Regions from separate parts of the Homo sapiens genome. Here regions 2, 3 and 4 are each linked to region 1. Evidence: chromatin loops called from intact Hi-C (ENCODE). Cell type or tissue: HCT116. All regions are shown on one strand. Links, peaks and the distances in the headings refer to the core of each region. The heading gives the core; the rest is flanking DNA.

Region 1 (6,347 bases), core at 726-5,725:
CTCTCAAACTCCTATCCTCAAGCAATTCTCCTGCCTCAGCTTCCCAAAGTGTTGGGATTAAGGCATGAGCCGTTGCACCCAGCCTATTTTGTCATTTAAGAAGTCATTCAAAAGTTGATTGTGAAGAAATTCGATTTTTTTTTTTTAAGAGATAGGGCCATACTGTTGCCCAGGCATGAGTGCAGTGGCACTATCATAGCTCACTGTAACCTTGAACTCCTAGGCTCAAGCAGTCCTCCTGCCTCAGCCTCCTGAGTAGCTGGGATTACAGGCATGCACCAGCATGCCAGGCTAATTTTTAAATATTTTGTAGAGACAGGGTCTTGCTGTGTTGCCCAGGCTGTCTTGAACTCCTGGGCTCAAGTGATCCTCCCACATTAGCCTCCCAAAGCACTGGGATTACAGGCAAACACCATTGTGCCTGGCCAAAATTAGATTATTTTATCATGTTTAATTTCCATTCTTCATAAAGAAATGGAGAGTAAGGTTTACATGGTTATTATGTTTTAAAAGATTTTCTAAAAGAATTTTGCATATTAGAAATTCTGTTTTTATGACCTAAGTATAATTATTTTTGGGCCTAAGCCTGAACTACTTTCAAAAGGCAATTTTAAGAAACTCTTAAAAAGATAATACTAAAATTTAAGGCTCATTGCTTGTTATTTCCTACCAGATCAGATTTCTTTAAACAGGAGAGGAGGGTGAGAATAATGAAATGAGCTCATTTTTTTTCTTAGAAAGAAAAAGTCACAAGGACCTATTCCTGTAAGATGGAGAACTCCATTTTTACATCTAAATCTATTTTGTGTTTCTGATTGGCAAAGGACTACGATAAATCCTCACAAGATTTGATAAATCCCCACAAGATCCTATTACAGCAAGTTCTTGGACAAATGCTTATCTCTAATTAATAGTATTTTCATCCATACTGACTATGTGATTGTATGACATAGCTTTGCAAATGGTGTGATACCCTGGTAAAATTAAACTGATTCAATATAATGATTTCCCTAATGAATTTGAGGATAGTCCCAAAGATAGAATCCAGAGAGTCAGCTGATGTTATTTAGGAAAATGGTTTTTATGGTCCATCCAGGAACATGTCATCAGATTTCTGGTACGGATTTGTTTCTTGGAGATGGAAACCAATCCCTTTCTATGATTAACCTTTGGCCGTAAAAGTTCTTGCAATTCTGTGTCTGTTTATGGACAAGAGGAAATGGCGAGGTGTCATAGTCTCTGCAGTCAATCCAATCACCTTTGCTCCTCTAGGACCAAAACAGACACAGCTAAGTTTACATTTTATACTGGTTCATTTTTCCTTCTTAAGTTTCTCTTTTATTGCGCAACTGGAAGAAATGGGTCATTTTATGTTCTCTGGAACCAAAGATAAATTCCCACTTGTTCCCATGACTCCCAGCAGATATCACAAGACCTCTGTCTACTAGACCCTGCCGAGACCGTGGCAACCCTGTGGCTGCCCGTCCAAGCATGCCCAGTGTTTGCTGCCACCACCGCCACAGCATCTATGGTCTTGGGTGCTGGCGGGAGAACATTTTGCATCAGAAACCATGGCTGAAGGTGATCTCGCTAAAAAAATCCTGTCCTGTATGTTACCTTTCACTGTTTCCCACAACTGATTTAGAGCCCAAGGAAAAGGATGCTAAGAGCTTGGGTTCTTTCTCACTGCAAATCTGTGAGCTGGTACTCTTAACCAGCTTTAACTCTTAACCAGTGAGTTAACTCTGTGAGCTTTAACTCTTTACCAGTCACTGCTTCCCCGTACAACCAGCCTGCTTAACCTAGAAGTAAGGGAAAAATCACTCCTTTGCTATTACCCTGCTTTTACCTGACCCCAGACCCCCAAGTCCTAGATATTAAAGTGGGATTTAAAGTCTTTTTTTATTGTTAAATTTGTAGCCAAGGCATGTAGAGGTGTTTGTTCCCTAGTGGGTGGCAGGTTGCAGTCTAATTTTATTTTCATTTTCAAGATTTGGTTTCAGGGCTTAATGTGGGAAATTAGGTGATCATGAATAGAAAGTAATTGTGCAACCATCTATGTCTGATTTATTAAAAAACAAAACTCTGAAAAGGAAAATCACAGCAGTGCCTCATAGTTGTACTTCTATGTTAATATCTGTTTGTCAAAAAGCTTTTCCCCTTTGCACATAATAGGTGATATAAAAGTGTTTCCTAAAATCTCAAATGTAAACTATACCAACAACATGTTCTATTCAGAAATCTGTTTTAGAACAGCTTTTGCATGTTAATGATAAATTCATTTCATTATTAGATTTTTCCTATAATTAGAGATATCTTTTAAAAAGTGAAACAATACCTGCCTCTTAATAAAGTCTTCCTCTTTGTTGAATGAACTAACAAATGAAGACTTCAGGGAAGACTAAAACCATCCTCTACCAAATTCCATGGTATGGCTTGGGACTAGATTGCCTTTGGCTCTGGCAGAACATTATAATCCCTGGAGGGATCTCCTGAATTTAGTAAATGCCTCCTGTGAGTTGAATGACACATTTCTTTGCTAGTGGGTGGGAGTATTCCTACGGTTTTTTTCAGCGTGGATAGTGCCAGGAATCCTAAGGGCTTTGCTTTCAAAAGCAGACAAATAACTCAGTTTTGCAAACCTCAGAGGATCAGTAAGAGAAAGTGACCCAAGCCCCAGAGAAAAAGCAGGGATGTTTAAGGATAGAACCATCCCTTTATTTATCCTTTTATCTCATTCCAGAACCATAAATCTCTTCGCCGTCTTGGATTGCCTCCCTATAACAACATGTGGTAGAGATTTTGGCCCAAGTACTAATTAAACCTGAAGGAACCCCAAGGGGAAAACTCAGTCTTGAGTCTCCCTCTGGTGGACATTTGTAGTAATCCACATACAGCTCTGTCAAATGAAGGGACGAATTTCAGAAATAAATATTCAAAGAATAGTAAACATATTCTAAGACACCAGCACTATGCACTATTATTTTCTATGCATTAATTAAAATTCTTAAATTATTCACCTCTATAATCTTCTGTTTTATTTCCTAGAATTTACCCTCACTTTGAAAATCTGAGCTGGATGCAGTGGTTCACGCTTGTAATCTCACCACTTTGGGAGCCCAAGGCAGTAGGCTCATTTGAGGCCAGGAGTTCCAGACCAGCCTGGCCAAAATGGCGAAACCCTACCTCTACTAAAAATACAAAAATTAGCTGGGCATGGTGTTGAGCGCCTGTAATCCCAGCTACTCGGGAGGCTGAGGCAGGAGAATCACTTGAACCCGGGAGGCAGGAGAATCGCTTGAACCCAGAAGGCGGAGGTTGCAGTGAGCCGAGCTAGCGCCACTGCACTCCAGCCTGTGTGACAGACCGAGACTCCGTCTTGATTAAAATAAAATTTAATAAAAAGTTTAAACAATTCCTTGAAACAAAACAGCCTAGAGTCCCCTCACCCCAGCGCTACAAAGTAAATGAAAGAAGTAAACAGTTTGTCCATCTCCATTTCCATTCTAACACAGAACACCAAAGCAGAGATGATTTAAAATTTGCCATTTGTAATTAACTGCTGGGCAGGATTCCACTGGAAAATTTCCCTCTCACCTTTAACTTGAATCCAGAGGAGGTTTAAGGTGTTATCAGCTCTTCCTCAGGGAAGCTTCCACGCAGGAGGCTTTCTTTGGAGCTCTGTTCCCTAGGTAGCTCCAGGATCTTTGGACTTTTCTTGTGCTTATATAGTTAATGGCCCTCTGAATTGCTCTCTTCAAAAGGGGAACCGTTTGAACTTGGGGGGCGGAGGTTGCAGTGAGCCGAGATCTCGCCATTGCACTTCAACCTGCGCGACTGAGCAAGACTCTGTCTCAAAAAAAAAAAAAAAAAAAAAAAAAGGCCAGGGGCGGTGGCTCACACCTGTAATCCCAGCACTTTGGGCAGGCGGATCAGGAGGTCAGGAGATCGACACCATCCTGGCTAACACGGTGAAACCCTGTCTCTACTAAAAATACGAAAATTAGCCGGGCATGGTGGGCGGGCTCCTGTAGTCCTAGCTACTCCGGAGGCTGAGGCAGGAGAATGGCGTGAACCCGGGAGGCGGAGCTTGCAGTGAGCCGAGATCGCGCTACTGCACTCCAGCCTGGGCGACAGAGCGAGACTCCGTCTCAAAAAAAAAAAAAAAAAAAAAAAAAAAAAAAAAGGAGTAGGGGAGACAGTGAAGAAATGCCTCTCCATTCTTCAGATCTGACTCTTGCTCACGTTCTTCTGTCGTTACACTCATCTTCAGGCTCAGGCTCCATTTGATGTGCTCTGGAGTCTGATATTTGAGCAGGACTCCTTATTCCTCCGCCAGTGAATCTTCTTCCCACTACCAGATTCACAGGCTAGTGTTAATTTCTCTTTACGTATTTTACTATTTTGAAGTTTGTAAGGTTAACCGTAGTTCCATTACTTAAAAAAAAATTCTTTCCCTTAAATAGACAATCGCTATATCCTAGTTATAACTGGTAATGATCTCGGCTTGTAGTACACTTAGGTTTACATAAATGTCCTTTTCTGATACTCTTGCTCCCTAACTAGAATCTAACACCATCTTTTAATTTTTTAAATTAATATACAACAAAATTGACTTTTTTGGGGAGAGTTTTAGCTCTAGAGGTTTTAACATATATAAATTCATGCAATAACCATCACAATCAGGATACAGAATAGTTCTATCACCCAAAATACTAACTCATGCTATCCTTTTATGGTCCTATCCTCCTCCACCTTAACCCTTGACAACTACGGATGTGTTCTCAGTACCTATAGTTTTGCCTTTTCCACAATATCATATAAATGGAAACGTATAGCATATAACCTTTTGAGACTGGCTTAGGATACTATCTTTGATAATTATTCATGTTGTTGTGTGTATCTGCTATGGACTGAATGTTTATGCCCAACCCCAACTTCCTATGTTGAAATCCTAACCCTCAATGTAATATTAGGAGGTGGGGCCTTTGGGAGATAATTAGGTTTGGATTGTGAGGGTGGAGTCCTTCAACGGGATTAGTGCCTTTATAAAAAGAGGAAGAGGCCGGGTGCCGTGGCTCACGCCTGTAATCCCAACACTTTGGGAAGCTGAGGTGGGCGGATCACGAGGTCAGGAGATCAGACCAGAGACCATCCTGGCTAACACGGTGAAACCCCGCCTCTACTAAAAATACGAAAAATTAGCCGGGCGTGGTGACGGGAGCCTGTAGCCCCAGCTACTCGGGAGGCTGAGGCAGGAGAATCGCTTGAACCTGGGAGGCGGAGGTTGCGGTGAGCTGAGATCGCGCCACTGCACTCCAGCCTGGGAGACAGAGAAAGACTCTGTCTCAAGAGAAAAAAAAAAAAAAAAAAAGCTGGGGAGGAGACACCAAATAGAACTCATTTTCTCCTCCTTGTCAGGAAACCATGAGAAGGCTGCTCTTGGCAAGCCAGGAAGAAGGCCTTAGCCAAGAACCGAATTGAATCTAAGGGCACCTTGATCTTGGACTTCTCAGCCTCTAGAACTGTGAGAAATATGTCAGTCATTTAAGCCATCCTGTCTATGGTATATAGCAGTCTTGACGAAGACAATGTTAATAGTTGGTTCCTTTTTGCTGCTGAGTAGTGTTCCATTGGATGGATGCTCCACAGTATGTTTATTACTATTTACTCATTGAAGTATATTTGGGTTGTTTCCGGATTTGACGATTATAAATAGTTTCTATAAACATTTTAGTTTTCATTTCTCTAGGGTAGATAACTAGGAGTGCCACTGATGAGTCATTGGATAAGTACATGTTTAATTTGATAGGAAACTGCCAAACTGTTTTCCAGAGTGGCTGTAACATTTTGAATTATCACCTCTAACATATGAGAGTTAAGTTGTTCCATCCAGTATGTGGTCTTGTCGTGATTTTTTAGTTTAGTAACTCTAATAGGTGTGTAATAGTATCTCATCCTGTAGTAGTATCCTGATTTGCATTTCCCTAAGGGCTAATGATATTGAACATTTTTTCATGTGCTTATTTGCTATTCTTACATCCTCTGAGGTGAAGTATCTGGATACAAATCCTTTAATGGATATGTAATTTGCAAATATTTCTCCTGCTCTGTAGCTTGTCCTTTAATTCTCTTAACAGTGTTTTTCACAGGGGAAAGATATTTTTAGACCTTATTCTTTTTTAAAAAGTTGTGACATATATATATATGCCACTATATATGTATATTTATATTTACATATATAAATATATGAAATTTATATAAATTTATATATATAATATACTTGTATATTATAGTTATAATAAAATTTGCTATTTTAACTATTAAGTATACAATTTAGGGGCATT
Region 2 (6,347 bases), core at 809-5,808, 880 kb after region 1:
TAAGAAAAAGAAAAAGAAGGATATGTAACAGAGACCTTACATGGCTGCCAGGCTTAAAATATTTACTATCTGGCCCTTTACAGAAAAAGCGTCCCTATCTCTGCTCTAAACTAATGATAACTGCCTAGGAAACATCACTTTTTAAAATATAGTATTATTCATAACAGCAACAAAAAATATATAGTAACTGAGAAGTTACTAAGTTAAGAATTTATAAATCCTCTGATGGAAAACATTTTAAACTGTAACAAAGGATGTACAAAATGAGCTGAGTTAGTGGGGAGCTATGCCATCCTCTTGGATGGATTCCCTGAGTTCTCCCCCAAATTAATCTACAAATTTAGTGCAATTCCAATTGGACTTTTAAAGAAATTCAATAAACACATTCTAAAATTTATATGGAAGAAGTATCCACCAAAAATACATAATTAACTTTATTTGTTTGTTTGTTTGTTTGTTTTGAGACAGGTTCTCACTCTGTCACCCATGCTGGAGTACAGTGGTGCAGTCACAGCTCACTGCAACCTCTGGCTCCCAGGTTCAAATGATCCTCCTACCTCAGCCTCCCAAGTAGCTGGGACCACAGGCGTGTGCCACCACGCCCAGCTAATTTTTTGTATTTTTGTTAGAGACAGGGTTTCACCATATGTCCAAGCTGGTCTCATACTCCTGGCCTCAAGTGATCTGCCTGCCTCAGCCTCCCAAAGTCTTAACTGACTTTATATAAGATTGAAGAGGGGGACATACTCTAGCATATATTAAGATATATTTAAAAGCTATAATAATAAAAGCAGTGTGGTAATGTACTCATGAACAGACAAACTGACCAATGGAACTGAAGGAGACTTCAGATATACCCTCATGCATATGTGGGAATTTAACATATGATAAAGGTGGCACCATAAGTGAATGGTGGAAAGTCTGTTTAGCAGAAGCCTGGGGGAAACTTTTTTACTGTAATAAAAATAAAACTCAATCCCACGTAACATCGCAAACAAAGGTGGACTCAAGACGGACTAAAAAATTTAGGAATGAAAAATAAAACTATGAAGTCAAAACAAGAAAATGTTGAAGAAAATCTTTGTGACCTACAGGAAAAGGACTCCTTAAACAAAACTTCAAAAACATGAGCTCCCAGGCAACAATGTTAAAAAACTCAATTACATAAAAATTAGGAATTTTTGTTTAACAAAATATACTATAGATGAAGTTAAAAGATGAAATGGGAGAAGATATTTGCAATGTCTAAAACCAAGAAGGTTTTAGAATATCTCACCCTAATTTTCCCTCTTATCCCCATTTCTCACTTCTATTATCTATATGACTGAGATAATTATCACCCAATATTCAATGACAAAATCAGAGATAGGTCTAGCACAAACCATTGGTGAAAATATGACCTGAAACCAAGAATTATGATCAACCTCACTCTCTGCCTCTGAGGTCCATGGCGGGATAAATCATATTTCACAAAATCTGAGACACTCCTTGATTGTTATGATGTCATTATTTTACGTCACTAAGGAAGAAAAGCTGCCAATTAATGATATAATGCTTCCTTGTCATGTCAAATTTTATTTCATATTTTTGCAAATGCTTTTACTGCAAGAATTTTTTTTCAAGCTATGAATAGGCCTTTAAATAATTTTTTAAAAAATATTACTCTTGTCATATGTATAAAGAAGGAAAATATAAGTAAAACAAACTGGTTTAAATATTCCTAAAACTTTTTATATTCAGAATGCAACCCTTCTAGATTATGTTTTAATTCCGACTTGTCAATGCCCTTATTTCTGCACACAGTCCCATCAAGAGTGTTAGAGATGGAACTTTTCTTGTAAGTGGAACCAAGTGAAATTGCTCATTAGACTGTTTTTGACCAAAAGATGGCAAACTTATGTGATTCAACCTAAAAAATTATTGCTCTCTTATCTCCAGAATTTTCTTCCAAGCTGGTTGAAGTTTTGACACTAGTGCTCTCTTGTTCTCCCCAGAAGATATCGATGGAAAGTTGTTTTAAAGACAATGACCAATGACCAGTGATGAAGATATTACTGCTCTTTTCTCTTTCTTTCTTCCTTTCTTTCGTTTTTTGTTTGTTTGTTTGTTTGTTTTGTTTTTGTTTTGTTTTGTTTTTTAGAAACAGCGTGCCACTATGCTGCCCAGGCTGGCCTCAAACTCGTGGGCTCAAGTGGTCCGCCTGACAAATGGCTCTTAAATACCTTTTTGACTGGAAACATCAAGAGGCTGCAGGTGTCCAGTCATGCCACCAAGAATAATATCCAAGGTCATTCATGCACAGGAAGGTAAAATTCTGCTGCCAGTTGGCCAGGAGCCATTGAAAGATGTCCTGTGAATTATAAGAGGTGTTCTAATTTAAGAAGTGTTAAGCAGAGAGCCATCCTAGAATTAATAAATACAGTATGATATTCACAATAAATAAATCATATTAATAAGTGATGGCAAGTGTTTTCAAATGCATACGGTAGAAGGTGACACGAGTGCTGCGGACGCCGTCAGTGCCGTGCCCACAGTCCCCTGTACTCCTCCTGCATCCCACAGGCAGCCGATGCTGCTCACAAGGCAAGTCAGAAATTCCAGGGAGCTGCTACCCCTGGGAGTAGCTGTCAGCCAATGATGAGGACAAGTTAGAAGGAGTTAGTGATCAAATGCCTCAGCTTCCTCGCTCTTCAAGAAAGAGACTCTGAGACTGGTTCTTCATCAATTCCGAGAGCCCCCCAGGGAGCTTGAGGCCCAGTCGCCCACAAGAGGAGCTGCTCAAGATCACATCCTCCACTGGTTTCCGTCTCTCCCCTGTATCTCTTCTCTACTCTCTTGTTGATGCTTCTATTTTTTAATTTAATTTAATTTTTTTATTTGTAGAAATGAGGTCTCACTCTGTTGCCCAGGCTGGTCCCGAACTCCCAGGCTCAAGCAGTTCTCCTACCTTGGCCTCCCAAAGTGCTGGGATCGACCCTGATGCTTCTTGAAGTCTCCCATGAAACAACTTGCACTGAAATCCTTGTTTCGGTGTCTTCTGGGGAGATGCAACCTAAGAGAATTAGCAATTTCATCAAGGACCTTGCAGCATTTGGCCATCATCAGACACAAAAAAGTCATAAGCATCCCTCCCCTCAACATTAGGATTTTCCTGGGGTCTGAACCTGAATGTCACCCCCTCCTAACTTCTCCCTGCAGTCCCAGTTCTCCCAGTCTTCCCTTTGAGTTCTCAGCTTCTCTCAACCCCTCCCCATCCCACCATCTCTACCTTCCCATCATTCCTCATTATTCAGTCTACTTAACTCCTCTTCCCTCTGCTGCCCCCAAGAACTGCATTGTGGGATGGAATGAGCAGAAATTCCCCATACTGAGCCTGACCCCCAGTGGTGGAGATAAGGCATGTCCACAAGTTTCAAGATAAAAAAAAATCAAATTTAAATAACATTAAACGAGCAAGTAATTTTATCCCCCAAGACACTTATATTTAATGGTCAACATACATCAGAGAAGGCCAGGTGCAATGGCTCACACCTGTAATCCCAGTGTTTAGGGAGGCCAGGCAGGTGGATCACCTAAGCCTAGGAGTTTGACACCAGCCTGGGCAACAGAGGGAGACCCTGCCTCTACAAAAACAACAAAAACATTCATCAGAAGTAAAAAAGAAGCAACTCCAAAACTTAGAAGATGCTTGTGATGACCTCATGCTTGCAGATGATGACTGTTTAATGATACCTTATCAAATTGGTGATGTTTTCATTAGCCATTCTCAAGAAGAAACACAAGAAATGTTAGAAGAAGCAAAGAAACATGCAAGAGGAAATTGACACCTTAAAATCCAGAGTGGAATCAATTCAGTGGGTGTCAGCAGATTTGAAAGTTCAGCTGTATGCAAAATTTGGGAGAAACATAAACCTTGAAGCTGATGAAAGTTAAACATTTTATGGGCTGGGTGCAGTGGCTCACACCTGTAACCCCAGCACTTAGGGAGGCTGAGACAGGTGGATCACCTGAGATCAGGAGTTCAAGACCAGCCTGGCCAACATGCAGAACGCCCATCTCTACTACAAATACAAAAATTAGCCAGTGTGGTGGCACACACCTGTAATTCCAGCTACTCAGGAGGCTGAGCCAGGAGAATCGCTTGAACCCAGAAGGCGGAGGTTGCAGTGAGCTGAGATCATGCCACTGCTCTCCAGCCTGGGTGACAGAGTGAGACTCTGTCTCAAAAAAAATTATAATACTCTTAAATATTTGTTTAGTAAACTTGAACATTGTTTTTTAAAAATGTTCAGAATGCAGGTAAAGTCTACATGTAGCCTGCTAGCAAATCCCTATCTTTAACTAGTCATATAGCGTTAATAGGTTTGGAGATAGAAGATGTCAGCAAGCAATGGTGCCTTTTGAACTGGAGGTGGGGGAAAAAACCCCGAAAAGTTAAAACATTTTTTACTCTCCATTCTGCAATTCTTCTTTAGTAACATTAAACAGAAAATATATTCAATGAGCCATTGAGAGACACTGGGTCTCATTATAAAGCAGCAATTAGGCTCACAGAACACAAAGCCATTCAGAGCAGCGCCCATTTCTTGCACTATGCTCCCTGCAGCTCTAGTTAGATGTACAAACTTATGGGTTTAGTAAAGGAAATATGGGCTATTTTGCTTTTTTTTTTCTATCTAGTAGAAGAGGAAGAGGGACTATGAAAGGGGGACTATGGCAAACACATTTAGTTAGAAATCTTTTATTAAAATAAAACACTAAAACAAATATCTTTTTGTTATAATGATCCAGTAATATAAAAGGACACAAAATTAAAAGCACACAATGGCTTATTGCTGCACCTAGGCCAAGGGTGGTGCTGTTCATTGAATTCTTAAATAAGCAATTATGATAACCTATGGTATTAAAGACTGTTGTATTGTCGGGGAAGGTGGAGGTCGAATGCACTGTGCCCGAGAGGACTGCCTTCACTCCTTTGTGGGTTTGATCACACAGATGGGCTTGACCACAGCGCCATCTTTATCAAAAGAACAACATGTAGTTGTTCCAAAATTTTTGTTTAAAAATTTTTAAAACAAACCCCCCTGCATTTCTATCCCCACCAGGGAATAGAGTTTTAATGAACACACGAAGCAACTAGGTGACATCTTTATCAGTCCTCATAAACCTTGATTGAATACACAGTGATAAGCCCTATTTAAACTGTCCTCCTCCTGATAACACACCTGGAGGCAGCACCAGCCTTAGTAACCAGCTGGAAATAAGGCCTCTCCAAAACCCAGAGTGCAGGCCTGTCAGGCACAGAAGCTGCAAGCAATGCAAAGCTCTGGGCCCTCATTTATTTGGGGTGATGGTGGGTAGGTTGGTGCAGGCTTTTCCCTGCTGGACACTTTTTTCAGAACCAGCTTGGGCCTCTAAGGGGCAAGGAAGTGGCTGGAGGTAAAAAGGTGCTTTAAACCCTGCTGACCTTTAGCATTTACATTTGCAAACACAAAGAACCCGGGAGGGGCAGTTGTAAAGGATTTGGGAATGGCCAGCTCTGGTTTTCTTTTTACCAGCATCAAAAATGAGTGAAAGGTACAGACATCTAAAAGGAAAAGGGAGACATGGGATTTTCCCAATCAGCTTGAAGTCTGGATCCTCCTAGTCCTTTGCTTTTTTGGCCCTAGCACACCCTGGGCACTACCCACTTCCAATCACTACTTGCTTCTTCCAAATCCCATCCCCTCCAGCCTTCCCAATACAGAGCCCACAGTGACCCCCACAGGCTGCAGCAGCCAGGGTCACTGGTGTGGGAGGCTGTGATTCTAGGAAACTGGTAGGCTGGTTTTAGCAGCAAGACACACAGGCTTCTGTGGAGGCAGGCTAAAGATCCACTTCACCTGCTGCAGCAGAAACGGCTCTGATACGTCAATGGCAAAAATCGCAATTACTTTTGCACCAACCTAATAATTGGTTTGACTGTTGGAACCATTTAACTATGTACATGTATATCAAAGCATCATGCTGTACACCTTGAAAATGTACAATTTTTGAAAATTAAATTAGGCTGTGCATGGTGTCACAAGTCTGTAGTCCCAGATACTCTGGAGACTGAGGTGGGAGGATTGCTTGAGCCCAGGTGTTGGGAGGCTGCAGTGAGCTATGATCATACCACTGCACTGCAGCCTCGGTGACAGAGGGAGACCCTGTCCCTAAAAAATAATTTTTTTTGGAAAGTAAAAAATGAAATTAAGTCAAATGAGTCTATTAAAAAGAATTTTTCATATTCTCTGCAATTTTTAAAATAAAATTTAATTACCACAACAAGTTATCTTATATAGATCAGGCTGAAATACACAGCATGT
Region 3 (5,000 bases), core at 1-5,000, 1.0 Mb before region 1:
ACAGTGAGCCAGATGACAACATTTGATATAATTACAGAATTCACTAATCTTCAAGATTGAAAACTGCCTCACTGTATAATAGGAAGCAGTGTAGCCAGGATCTGGAAAGGATTACCATGCACTGTAGAATGACAGAAGTACTAACACACGCCCCCAGAAACCCCACAAGCAGTTGCTGTAGCATTCTGCTGTTGTCACATGAAAACTCAGCCCACTTTACCTGCCTACACTCTCCAGTTCCACTCACTGTTCCCGCCTTATGGCACTTGCATTCTGTGGAGATAAGAGAGCATCCTTGAACTAAGGGAGACACAAAAGACAGTTCCTGGCTCTGGGAACATTACACAGCTGCAACACAACGTGTGCAGTTGGCCTTGCCAGCGCAGTTCAACAGAATGAGAGTTTGCATCGCTGAGGCCTAAAATTAGACTGCTTTCTGAAGTTGGCAGAACAGACCAATCCACACTATCCATTTACAAAAAGTAACAGCTAGTTCATGGCTACTTCATGACAAAAGCTGCAACATCATGGGATTTTTGAATGATTCCAATGCCGAGGTCATTACTGATATGCATGCATGAAAATACACTCTATTCAAGGTTATTCAGTATCCTTAACTCGGTGTTTTTAAGTCCTTATACTGGCTCTGATATAAGCATAAAATTAAAATTAAACCAGAAAAAGTAAATTATAAAAACAAGGACATAAAAACCATTTATCAAGTAGCTGCCTTCTCAAACAACAAAATACATACAGAAACAGGATAGAAATCCCTTGCTAAGATTTTGAAAGTGACAGAAATTCTGTCAAAAGTGGGGGGAAAACATCAGAACATTACATAGAATCTTGTCAAATTGAAGTGATTCAACAAATAGCTCTTTTGTGGATTTAGTCACTGAGGCAGAGAAAATTAAGAGAACATTATAATATAGTAAATTATGACATATAAGAAACCTACCTGAACATCCACTGGGGTTTTCTTTGTCCAGATTCCAATATAACAGTTTGCAGCGGCTACAAGTAGGACCTTCAACATGAAGCTTGCATTGGCAATACCCCTTTGAATGAAAATCAAACAAACATTTGACATCTTGGAATTAAGACATGTTTTCAAACCTGTGCGTGAGCAAAGACTTGTCACAGAAACATATTTTGGTCATGAAAAGTAATTAAGTGTATCCAGGGGGAAAAAATACTGGGTTGATTTCAACAGTCTGCTAATTGCTTTTGTTTATTTTTATTCATTTATTTGTTATGCATGTAATCCGCATTTGTGGTTAAAAAGAAACTGGAAAATAAGGAGAAAGAAAATTTAAAAATCACTCTTATTTATAACATTGTCAGTGTCTGTTGATACTGTTACAGCATAGACTACCAATTTAAATAGAAAAAATGTCTGAATATTTAACATGTTGAAAATCAGTAAAGAATTGTTTATCTGAGAGTGCTTTTGTAATATGCAAGATTCACAGCCTTGCATCAATGTCATCAAGGCTTATGGGAAGGATGGCAGAACCTCTTTCACTCCATCCATTCTGTGCCTGGAAGTCGGCATCTCTAGGCTCTGAGGCCAAGAAGACAGACAATTTCTAAATTATCTCAGAAAATTGTTCAGAATAGGCCGGGTGTGGTAGCTCACGCCTGTAACCCCAGCACTTTGGGAGGCTGAGGCAGGTGGATCACCTGAGGTCAGGAGTTCGAGACCAGCCTAGCCAACATGGTGAAACCCCATCTCTACTAAAAATACAAAAATTAGCCAGGTGTGGTGGGGCGTGCCTGTAATCCCAGTTACTCGGAGGCTGAGGCACAAGAATCGCTTGACCCAGGAGGCGGAGGTTGCAGTGAGCTGAGATCGCGGCACTGCACTCCGGCCTGGGCGACAAGAGCAAAAAAAAAAAAAAAAAAAAGAAAGAAAAGAAAAGAAAAAGAAAAAAAATGTTCAGAATACCATGGTATTGTGCTTGGAATAATATAAAATAAATTGTAATTATTTTGTACACAGCCAACTTTATTTAATGTGTCCTTGGCCATTGATTTTCTCAATGTTATTAATTATGTTTGTCAGACTTACATGCAGGGCTCCACAGAGGCAACACCCTCTGAGTAACCTACAAACCTGCAGTAAGAGTTAAACTCTAGGACTCCAGAGTAACAAGTTTAACTAAATCTTATTCTTTTGTTTTTGAAAAAAAAAATCACAAAATCACATATGCTCTTTGAAAAACAACAATGACCTCTTTAAGCAATTTAGCCTTGGGTCTTATTTTAATTTCTGGAAGTGCCCACACTGTTAGTCCTTAATATGCATGAGAATAATAGAGATAGTTAGAATTGCAACCCTTTTATAGTCTACTTACCAAATTGGAGTTGATGGTACCAGCTGGGTCACAAGCACTGCTGGAACCTGAATATGATTCAGAAATTTTTAAATTATCTGGTAGTTTGTTTTTCTCTTTGTTTTGATGTTTCAAGTTTTAAACGTTTTGTTTTCAAAAATAGTGTATCTACATTTATATTTTCGATAGATGTGTGGCAAAGTCTGCATGCAATTCATAGTCAGGCATCTTGAATGACATTTATGGTCCTTAATCCCCAAATTACCTCTTTTGCCACTGAACAAATCCCTATCCTGTCTACTCATGACAGTTCACTTCTAATTGATGATGAAGGAGGAGATTAGGGAAAGATTCTAAAATTTTGAGCATCATTAGTATTGTCCAGAAGAGGGCAATATTGTACCAAGAGACTTTTAATTGCCCATTTAAAAGACGTTCTAGAATTTCTAAGTACATCTTTAATTATCACACCTCCTTGTTCCCACCCGTACTAAAGTTATTTATAAAATCAATTGGTTTGTTTTCCTGACTTAGTATAACACTACAAACCAAATATAATCTCTCTTCAATAAATTGGGATCTTGCAATGTTTCAGTATTACAATTACACAGTGTTTGAACTGGGTAAGTCTGTTCTGAGTCTGGTTTTTCAAATCATTTAAATAAATCCATAATAGGATCTTGTTTGCTTATAAATTGTTCCTTAACCCTATTGGCTTTGTTTGCTTCTGTCTGCCTCAGCTTCCCCTTGATGATTTTCATTCTCTCTCTCACTCTCTTTTTTGAGACAGGGTCTTGCTCTGTCTTCCAGGTTGGAGTGCAGTGGCACGATCATAGCTCACTGCAACCTCCAATGCCTGGGCTCAAGTGATCCTCTCACCTCATCCTTCTGAGGAGCTGGAATGACAGGCATGCACCACCATGCCCGGTTATTTTAAAAAATATTTTCTAGAGGCTGGGAGTGGTGGCTCACGCCTGTAATCCCAGCACTTTGGGAGGCCAAGGCGGGCAAATCACGAGGTCAGGAGATCAAGATCATCCTGGCTGACATGGTGAAACCCCATCTCTACTAAAAATACAAAAAATTAGCTAGGCATGGTGGCACATGCCTGTAATCCCAGCTACTCGAGAGGCTGAGGCAGGAGAATCGCTTGAACCCGTGAGGCAGAGCTCGCAGTGAGCTGAGATCATGCCGCTGCACTCCAGCCTGGGGGACAGAGCGAGACTCTGTCTCAAAAAAAAATAAAATAAAATCAAAAATAAATAAAAATTCTAGAGACAGGATCTCATTATGTTGCCCAGGCTGGTCTCCAACTCCTGGCCTCAAGCAATCCTCCCGCCTCAGCCTCCCAAAGTGCTGGGATTACAAGCATGAGCCACCCTGCCCTCTCTTTCTTTTCTGATGTTCTCCTGTTCCCTGCATTTTTCCGTAATACCCAACACAAATTTCCAGCTGTTTGTTTTCCATGCCCAACCTCGGGTTCCTCTCCAGGACACAAACATTGCCATCTAGCCCTGGGATGACTGTGGCTGCTCAGCTTCTCTGCCAGGCAGCCACAGCACTTCCTTCTGCTCCTGAGGCCCATGGAGGTGAGCAGACCCATGCAGGATGCCCTCGCATCCTAGGGACCTTCAGGCCTTTTGAAAGGCAAGCACCCACCTCTGACTGCCTGCTGCAACTTCCACCCTCAAGGAAACCTGGTCTCCAGAGGATTCTGGTTAGGAAGATTCTGGGAAATGAAGTCAGTCCTGTCTTCAAAGCGCAGGAAGGGGTCTGAGAAACCACATTCTCCTGATGGATAGTCTGGGTCAGCCTTCCACAAACACCTCTTCACAGTAGCAAGAGTTCTCCGAAATTGACAAGAGCTACTGGTCTGCTCTCTGGCTGCACACACCAGGGAGCCCAGGGAAATTTGTGGACATCTCATTTCTGTCCCCTCTGCCATGGTACATGGGCAAGCCTTAATCTCTCATATCAACAGAGGGATGAATACCAACCACGTCCCACAGCTGCAGGCTTGGTTTTCATCTCCCCCTCAGTGCACTCTCTCCAAACTGCATAGACTCCAGTGCATCCCACCCGCCTTCCCCAACACTTGGGCTGAAGTACGATGACACGGTCCCCCAGAAGGCCAGAGGAGGGCAGGGAGAGAGGCCCGAAACACAGCAAAGGTCCTGCTAAGCCTGCTGGCAAGTGGATCTGTTAGAAACATTACAGTGCTGCCAGCATTAGCACCACAAGCTGGGAGCGAAAGAAGGCATGATGCCTCGGGACAGAAGACAACAAATGGCCCCTTTAACTCAAAGGAGTCACCTATGCCACAATGCTATCCACAGAAAACTGACATGTGAACCAAGAAACCCACATGTATAGCACATGGAAATTTACATTATTTTTAGTTAAAAAAATCATTTCTGGATTCCTTTGAGGGTACATATATGATATACGTGTTTTCAAACCAGACTTGAACAGGTGAGGAACCAAGCAGACTAGATCTGTGAAAGCAGGATGTGGGGGTGGCCAGTGGTGAGTCTGTGGGGGATTTGCAGGCTTCTCTGGGAGGCTGGCTGCACACACTTCAGAGAGGAACCAGCCCTCTAGCAATCTGCTGACTTTCCTACCTTGGCAGTGGGGGAAATCATAAGCTCCTGAGAGACACCTGTC
Region 4 (6,347 bases), core at 607-5,606, 180 kb before region 1:
TTGACCAACCCTCCCAACTGGGCTCTGGATCTCATCTCCTCTGACCTTTTTAAGGATGTAGCAATTGTTCCCTCTTTCTCCAGAATTATTAATTTTCTCCTATTTACTTGATCATCCTATCAACATAAATAAATGCCGATCATGCTATAATATTCCATCTTGAAAAAAAATCCTCCCTTGACCCATGTTCTTCTTTAGCCACTGTCCTGTTCTCTCCTCCTCTTTACTGCAAAATGTCTTGGGAGTACTTGTTTGTGTGTGCTCTTTCCACTTTCTCTGTCCTTAGTTTCCTTTGAACATGAGACCGATCTCAGATGGTCACCATTACACCTTAACAATTTTTATCATGTTACTAGTTTAACACTCAATGATCTACATGCAACCAAATCTCATGGTCAATTCTAAGAAGTCTTCATCTTACTTGACTTATTAGCATTGTTAAACACAGTTGATCACCTCTTCGTCCTCTCTCCACTTGGCTTAAAGGACATCATTTTTAGTTTTCCTATCTCATTGGCAGCTCCTTCTCTGTTTTGTTGGTTCCTACTCATTTTCGCAACCTCAACAGCTACAGTATTTTCTCTAAGGGGGTGAAAAATGGTTCGGGGCAGGGGGGAGCAAAAAAAACCTTACTATGTATAAAGCACAGACATACATGCATACACGTATCACCTAAACAGATATACAGTAGATCTGCAGTAATAAAATTCCAGCAGGGAAGGGACTGGGGGGAGGGGGGAAATGTCTAAAAATGCTGGGGTGGGGGTTGTTCAACAAAAGAAAAGTTGAAAATCATGACTTTACATAATGAAGTTCCCCAAGGCTCAATACTTGGACTTCTTCTTATCCCCATCTATTATCACTTGCTTGGTAATCTCATCTAGTTTCATGGCTTAGATGCCATCTACCTGCTGATGACCTCCATATGTGTCTCCATCCTCAACTTCTCTAAATTCTAACTCACATCTACTCATGAATCCAAACTCTACCTGAATGTTGAGTTTGCATTTCAAACAGAATATTACCGAAACCAAACTTCTAATTTTAACCACCCCCGCCCCAACCTATACACCTGCGGCTCCCAGTCTTCCATCTCAGTAAATGGTAACTCTATTTTTCCTGTTGTCCAAACCAATCTCCCCTTTACTCACTCTGCTCCAGCCACACAGGGTTCCTTAATGTTCCTCAAACAAACCAAATGGCATCTTCACTGCAAAGCCTCCGGGCTTGCTAATTTCTCTGCCTGGGTGCCCTTCTCCCAGATAGCCACGTGACTCACTTCCCTCCCTCAGTCCCTATGCAAACATCACTTTACAAGTGAGGCTTTCTAATATCCCTTCTTACCCTGCTTTACTTTTCTTCAGAGCACTTGCTTCTATCTGACATAAATTTTATTTCTCCCTCAACTAGATCATAAGCTCCATGAGGACAAGGGCTTTGTTTTATTCAGTGCCTGGTATACAACAGATGCTTCAATATTTGTTGAACAAATAAGTAAATCACAGTAAAGCCTTCTTTACTTAAAATTATTAGTAATTTATATTAATATGATTAGGGATATTTATATGAATAGGATAACATTACTTTCCAATATGAAAAAGATAGTAAACTAGTAATATAAACAAAATTATATGGAAAATACCTTTAAAATATTGTCTAAGTTAGACTGTGGGTCACTGTTACCCACCAATAACCACAATTTTAAACTTGTAAAGTAATCTCAGTATCTTGCTTACTGGCCATTGGAGATTGACTTTGGTCATAAGTGTCAGCTACTAGAATTTCATTTTCATTAGGATTATGTTGTGGATGAGTTGAAGACTTGGAAACTTTTCTCATTTCTAAGGGGAGAAAAAAATAAGAGATTACACAATAAACAATGATGATGAAAAGCATTATCAAATTATTTTTATTTATTCATATTTAAAATTTTTATGTATTATCTGTATTTAAATCCAATATAAGTACTGTTTTATTGACATAATTATCATATTCTAAGAAGTAAGCTCCTTTAATTTCACTAAGAAACAAAGCTGTTTAAGTTAAGACATTGGGAGAGAGGGGACTAGAACAGACAGCTTCTTCTAACCCAAATTGCCTAGAGTAGTAACATTTTAGTGTTACTTCTCTTTTTATATTTGTTACAAATCAGCAGGTTAATTTAAAAAGGTATACTGGGCTGGGCACAGTGGCTCATGACTGTAATCTGAGCACCTTGGGAGGCTGAGGCAGGAGGATCTCTTGAGCCTAAAAGTTCCAGGCTGTAGTAAGCTACAGATCACACCACAGTACTCCACCCTGGATGACAGAGTGAGACCCTATCTCAAATAATCAATCAATAAACAAATGATCAATCAATCTAATGTATACTATATCATTTATCTCCATGATCTTTGTTTTAGAGTTTCTATTTTCGGGAAGGAAACTCTGAAGCATGCTTTATCAGAAATCACTCCAATATTTAAAGATTTAGTTCAAAGAAAACCAAAATAAGGACAAGGTAAAGTGAAATGGTTTTACTATTTATAACTTGAGAGTAATATTAAAAAGCATTATAAACCTTAAAATAAGCAAGCAAGGGAAGTTAGAGAACAGGACTAATTAGTCATTAAAGCATTTAAAATTATTATTATTATTATTATTTTTGAGATGGAGTCTTGCTCTGTTGCCCAGGCTGGAGTGCAGTGGCATGATCTCAGCTCACTGCAACCTCCACCTCCAGGGTTCAAGCAAGTCTCCTGCTTCAGCCTCTCGAGTAGCTGGGACTGCACGCGTGTGCCACCACGCCCAGCTAATTTTTTATATTTTTAGTACATACAGGGTTTCACCATGTTAGCCAGGATGGTCTCGATCTCCTGACCTCGTGATCCACCCACCTTGGCCTCCCAAAGTGCTGGGATTACAGGTGTGAGCCACCGTGCCCGGCCTTAAAATTATTTTAAAATCATTTGTATGGCTCAAGGTTATCGTACATCTTAAAACCAAATTTCAGATTCCAAGTAAAAAATGATCAGAACAAGGTTAAAGCAAGTGAATTAAATTTCTAAATAGTTACATGCTGCTTTCATACAAAGAAGAAATAAACCAGAAGCATTTATATTGGTTACAAAAGACTTTCCTAATATGGAATTGTTTTCTAGATATTCTTATTTGTGAATTTAAACCTGATGTAAATTATGCAGTGATTATCTTTAATGATTCATGTCCTGTCTGATAGCAAACTAAAAGGTCAACGGATATTCATTTTAGATCTATGATTTTACATTTTAACTTAGCTCCTATTTAAGTGTAGGATTTTTAACAGTTCTTTTGTTTTCCACTAGATGGTGATACAAACGCTTATAAAGTGGGGGAAAACTGTCAATGTTCCAACATCTAAGAATAAGATCTGCTTATTTGTTTAAAGGCATATTTACTGTCAACAATTTATTTGTATTATACAAATATAGTAGTACATATATATCCCCCGTCCCCCATGCTTTCCTTGTTGCAAATAGTTTAGGTTAAAAATTAAAGTCTTTACTGTTTGCTTTAGATTAATACTAAAAGTAATACTTGTATCATGGCACATAACAAATTTTGGGACTATGTGAAAAGACAGTTTTAAAGCATTTAGCAGAAATGATAAACTAGGCTGGAATTAGAAACATGTCACTGAAAAGCCACAAAGTGTACATATTATAACACCATTTCTTGATTACCACTAACTCCTACAAATTACAACAAATAAAAATAGCCAGTTACAGACAGCTCCAATGGCAGGAGTACCCATGTGGCAAGACCTGGAGAGTAGGAAAGTTCAGAGCTAAGAAGATCTGTATTTGAATTTTGACTCATCTACATAATAGCTGACCTTGAGTGAGTTAACCTTTCTAAACATATCTTTCCTCATCTATAAAACAAAAGAGCTGATAGTTATCTCACAAGCCTGTTACGAGAATTAAAACATAGCAATAATACATGCAAATCACTCAGCATAATACCTGGTACACAGGAGGTAGAAATTAACATTAAGTTCCTTTCCTTTTTCCTTCTATCCCACTTGGATATATACACATAGGAATATTTTTAAAATAAAAAGAAAAAAGAAACTATTTACTACATTTATAAAATATGGTATATTTACATGTCATATAGATGACACGTATCTATACATAACACGGGCAGAAAACGCCTTCTCAGTCACTTTACAAATAGAAGTTAAACTCATAGTTGTACCATGGGATACCAGAATAGTGACTATCTTCTTATCACTAGATTGAATAACATAAAAACTAGTAGATGAACACTGGTTTACAAAACCAGAGAACTAAAATACAACTCCAACTCTTACCATTTGCACACACAGAGTGCTCCAATTTAGTATGTGTTTGTTCTATGTATCGGACATGGGGGTTCTCCTTTCTTCGTAGCCGGTTAACGCCAGAAAATGAGAAGGCTGTTATCGGTGAATCTGGAATAACGTCTTCCTCACATTCAAGCTCAGCTGCTTGATGCTGTTGATCATTCCTAGAGAAGAATGACAATGGAAAGAAAATCAATTCAATGAGTATTAAAACATTTACTACATGGCATGGAGTTACAGTAGAACACAAACATGAAGCTCTAAGGGATGTAATCCCTTGCATCTAATGTTCCAAACCTAAGTAGATAAGTACACGAATGATTACAGTACCCAGTGGGAAATACTATGTGAGAAGTGAAGTAGAAAGTATAGTCAATAGCACTTCAGGTGAAATTAAAAGTATTTCAAATTGCAGACAAGATCAGGAGAGAACCCACAGTCTGAGGAAAGGCATGCAGTACTGTGTACTTATGTTGGAGAAGGGAAAGCTGGAATTACATGAACGAGAGCCATGAGCTCAATGTGCACATAATGTAGAAAGCAAGAGGAAAGAAATTAAGGTTTTAGAGCTTGGATATAATGTGACAATCTAACAGTATTGTGCAAGATTGGGACAGAAGGACAGGAGGCAAGGAAATCAATTAGTGGCTATAATAGTCCAGGCAAGCCGCTCTGTCTGCGGTCTGAACTAGAATATTTTAAGTACATATGGAAAGGAAAGAACGTTAAACATCATGGTAGTAGAATTAGCATGCTTGACAAATACAGGATGAGAACACTAACAATGATAACAACCAATTTTTGTTATGTGTTTACACTGCCCGGCACTATTTAAATTATGAGTTTAATTATCACAACTCTGTGAGGTATTACTACTTTCATTTTACAAATGAGGAAATGAAGATACAGAAGTCATTTACTAAAATAGTAACAGAGTCAGGATTTAAATCTCAGCAGTCAGACCCTAACAATAACACATTGTTAACCAAATGTGTTATCCATAGTCTACAAGAAGGCTTCAAAATTTGAGTTTCTGTTACTGCTTTTATCTAGGCCCCCTTATAGTCTACTCTCAACAACAGTCACAAGAGTCCTATTAAGAGATAAATTGGGGCCGGGCGCGGTGGCTCACACGTGTAATCCCAGCACTTTGGGAGGCTGAGACGGGCAGATCACAAGGTCAGGAGATCGAGACCATCCTGGCTAACACGGTGAAACCCTGTCTCTACTAAAAATACAAAAAATTAGCTGGGTGTGGTGGCAGGTGCCTGTAGTCCCAGCTCCCGGGAGACTGAGGCAGGAGAATGGCGTGAACCCAGAGTCGGAGCTTGCAGTGAGCTGAGATCGTGCCACTGCACTCCAGCCTGGGCAACAGAGCGAGACTCCGTCTCAAAAAAAAAAAAAAAAAAAAAAAAAGACATAAGTGGCTCACACCTACAATTCCAGCACTTTGGGAGGCCCAGGCAAAACCCTATTGCTACGTACAAATATATTAAAAAATTTGCCAGGCGTGGTGGCACACACCTGTAGTCTCAGCTACTTGGGAGGGTGAGGTGGGAGGGTTGCCTGAGCCCAGGAAGTCGAGGCTGCAGTGAGCTATGATCATGCCACTCCACTCCAGCCTCGGCAACACAGTGAGACCCTGTCTCCAAAAAAAAAAAAAAAAACCCCAAAAAGACTTAAGTCATATGGATGAAATCTCATGAAAACCCTGTCACATCTGCTCATTTCACTGAGAACACAAGCCAAAGTCCTTTGATCCATGAAGATCCTACATGACCTGATGGTGCCCCTCCCATTTTTCCTCTCTGACCTTTTTTCCTATTATACTCTACTCCTGCCACACTCTCTTCCTTGAGGTTCCCCAAACACACCAAGCATACTCCCACCTTAGGTTCTTTGCACCAATTGTTCCACCTGCTTGGAATGCTCATCCCCAGATACCTACATACCTAATTATCTCTCTAATCTCCTTCAAGTCTGCTGGAATTTTACCGTTTAA

The links. Hi-C counts contacts between places; a loop is a spot of excess contacts. Peaks named below come from ENCODE experiments on the same cell type or tissue, not always from the same donor. Only the 100,000 strongest peaks of a DNase experiment are listed, where the experiment ranks them.
Region 2: a loop joins it to region 1, with 6 times the contacts of the local background. A loop is called at or near these places in 3 of 110 quality-filtered maps.
Region 3: it touches region 1 in a loop (4-fold over the local background); 3 of 110 quality-filtered maps call a loop at or near these places.
Region 4: a loop joins it to region 1, with 6 times the contacts of the local background. A loop is called at or near these places in 56 of 110 quality-filtered maps.

What each region holds. Positions count from the first base shown.
Region 1 is chr18:22,795,738-22,802,084 of GRCh38, reverse strand. The region is part of intron 2 of RBBP8-AS1 (RBBP8 antisense RNA 1); the gene reads left to right. It overlaps LOC124904263 (a long non-coding RNA gene), which reads right to left and starts at 3,855. Exons shown (of 2, transcript XR_007066308.1): 1 at 3,598-3,855. In HCT116, for the core only: a CTCF peak has its summit at 2,867 (motif pointing left); a DNase peak (open chromatin) is centred at 2,844; H3K4me3 peaks cover 1,954 bases; H3K27ac peaks cover 513 bases.
Region 2 is chr18:21,911,952-21,918,298 of GRCh38, reverse strand. It overlaps LOC105372016 (a long non-coding RNA gene), which reads right to left. Exons shown (of 4, transcript XR_935276.3): 3 at 2,948-3,052; 4 at 1,556-2,350. Among named protein-coding and RNA genes, the nearest start is that of LINC01900, 66 kb to the left of the region's middle. In HCT116, for the core only: CTCF peaks have their summits at 3,360 (motif pointing left) and 5,755; a DNase peak (open chromatin) is centred at 3,338.
Region 3 is chr18:23,810,461-23,815,460 of GRCh38, reverse strand. LAMA3 (laminin subunit alpha 3) reads right to left here. Exons shown (of 75, transcript NM_198129.4): 13 at 4,958-5,000; 14 at 2,358-2,404; 15 at 959-1,058; 16 at 221-273. Among named protein-coding and RNA genes, the nearest start is that of LAMA3, 120 kb to the right of the region's middle. RefSeq lists an enhancer at 4,972-5,000. In HCT116, for the core only: a CTCF peak has its summit at 2,709 (motif pointing right); a DNase peak (open chromatin) is centred at 2,730.
Region 4 is chr18:22,980,380-22,986,726 of GRCh38, reverse strand. RBBP8 (RB binding protein 8, endonuclease) reads right to left here. Exons shown (of 19, transcript NM_002894.3): 7 at 4,334-4,509; 8 at 1,737-1,841. Among named protein-coding and RNA genes, the nearest start is that of RBBP8-AS1, 50 kb to the right of the region's middle. In HCT116, for the core only: a CTCF peak has its summit at 3,301 (motif pointing right); a DNase peak (open chromatin) is centred at 3,336.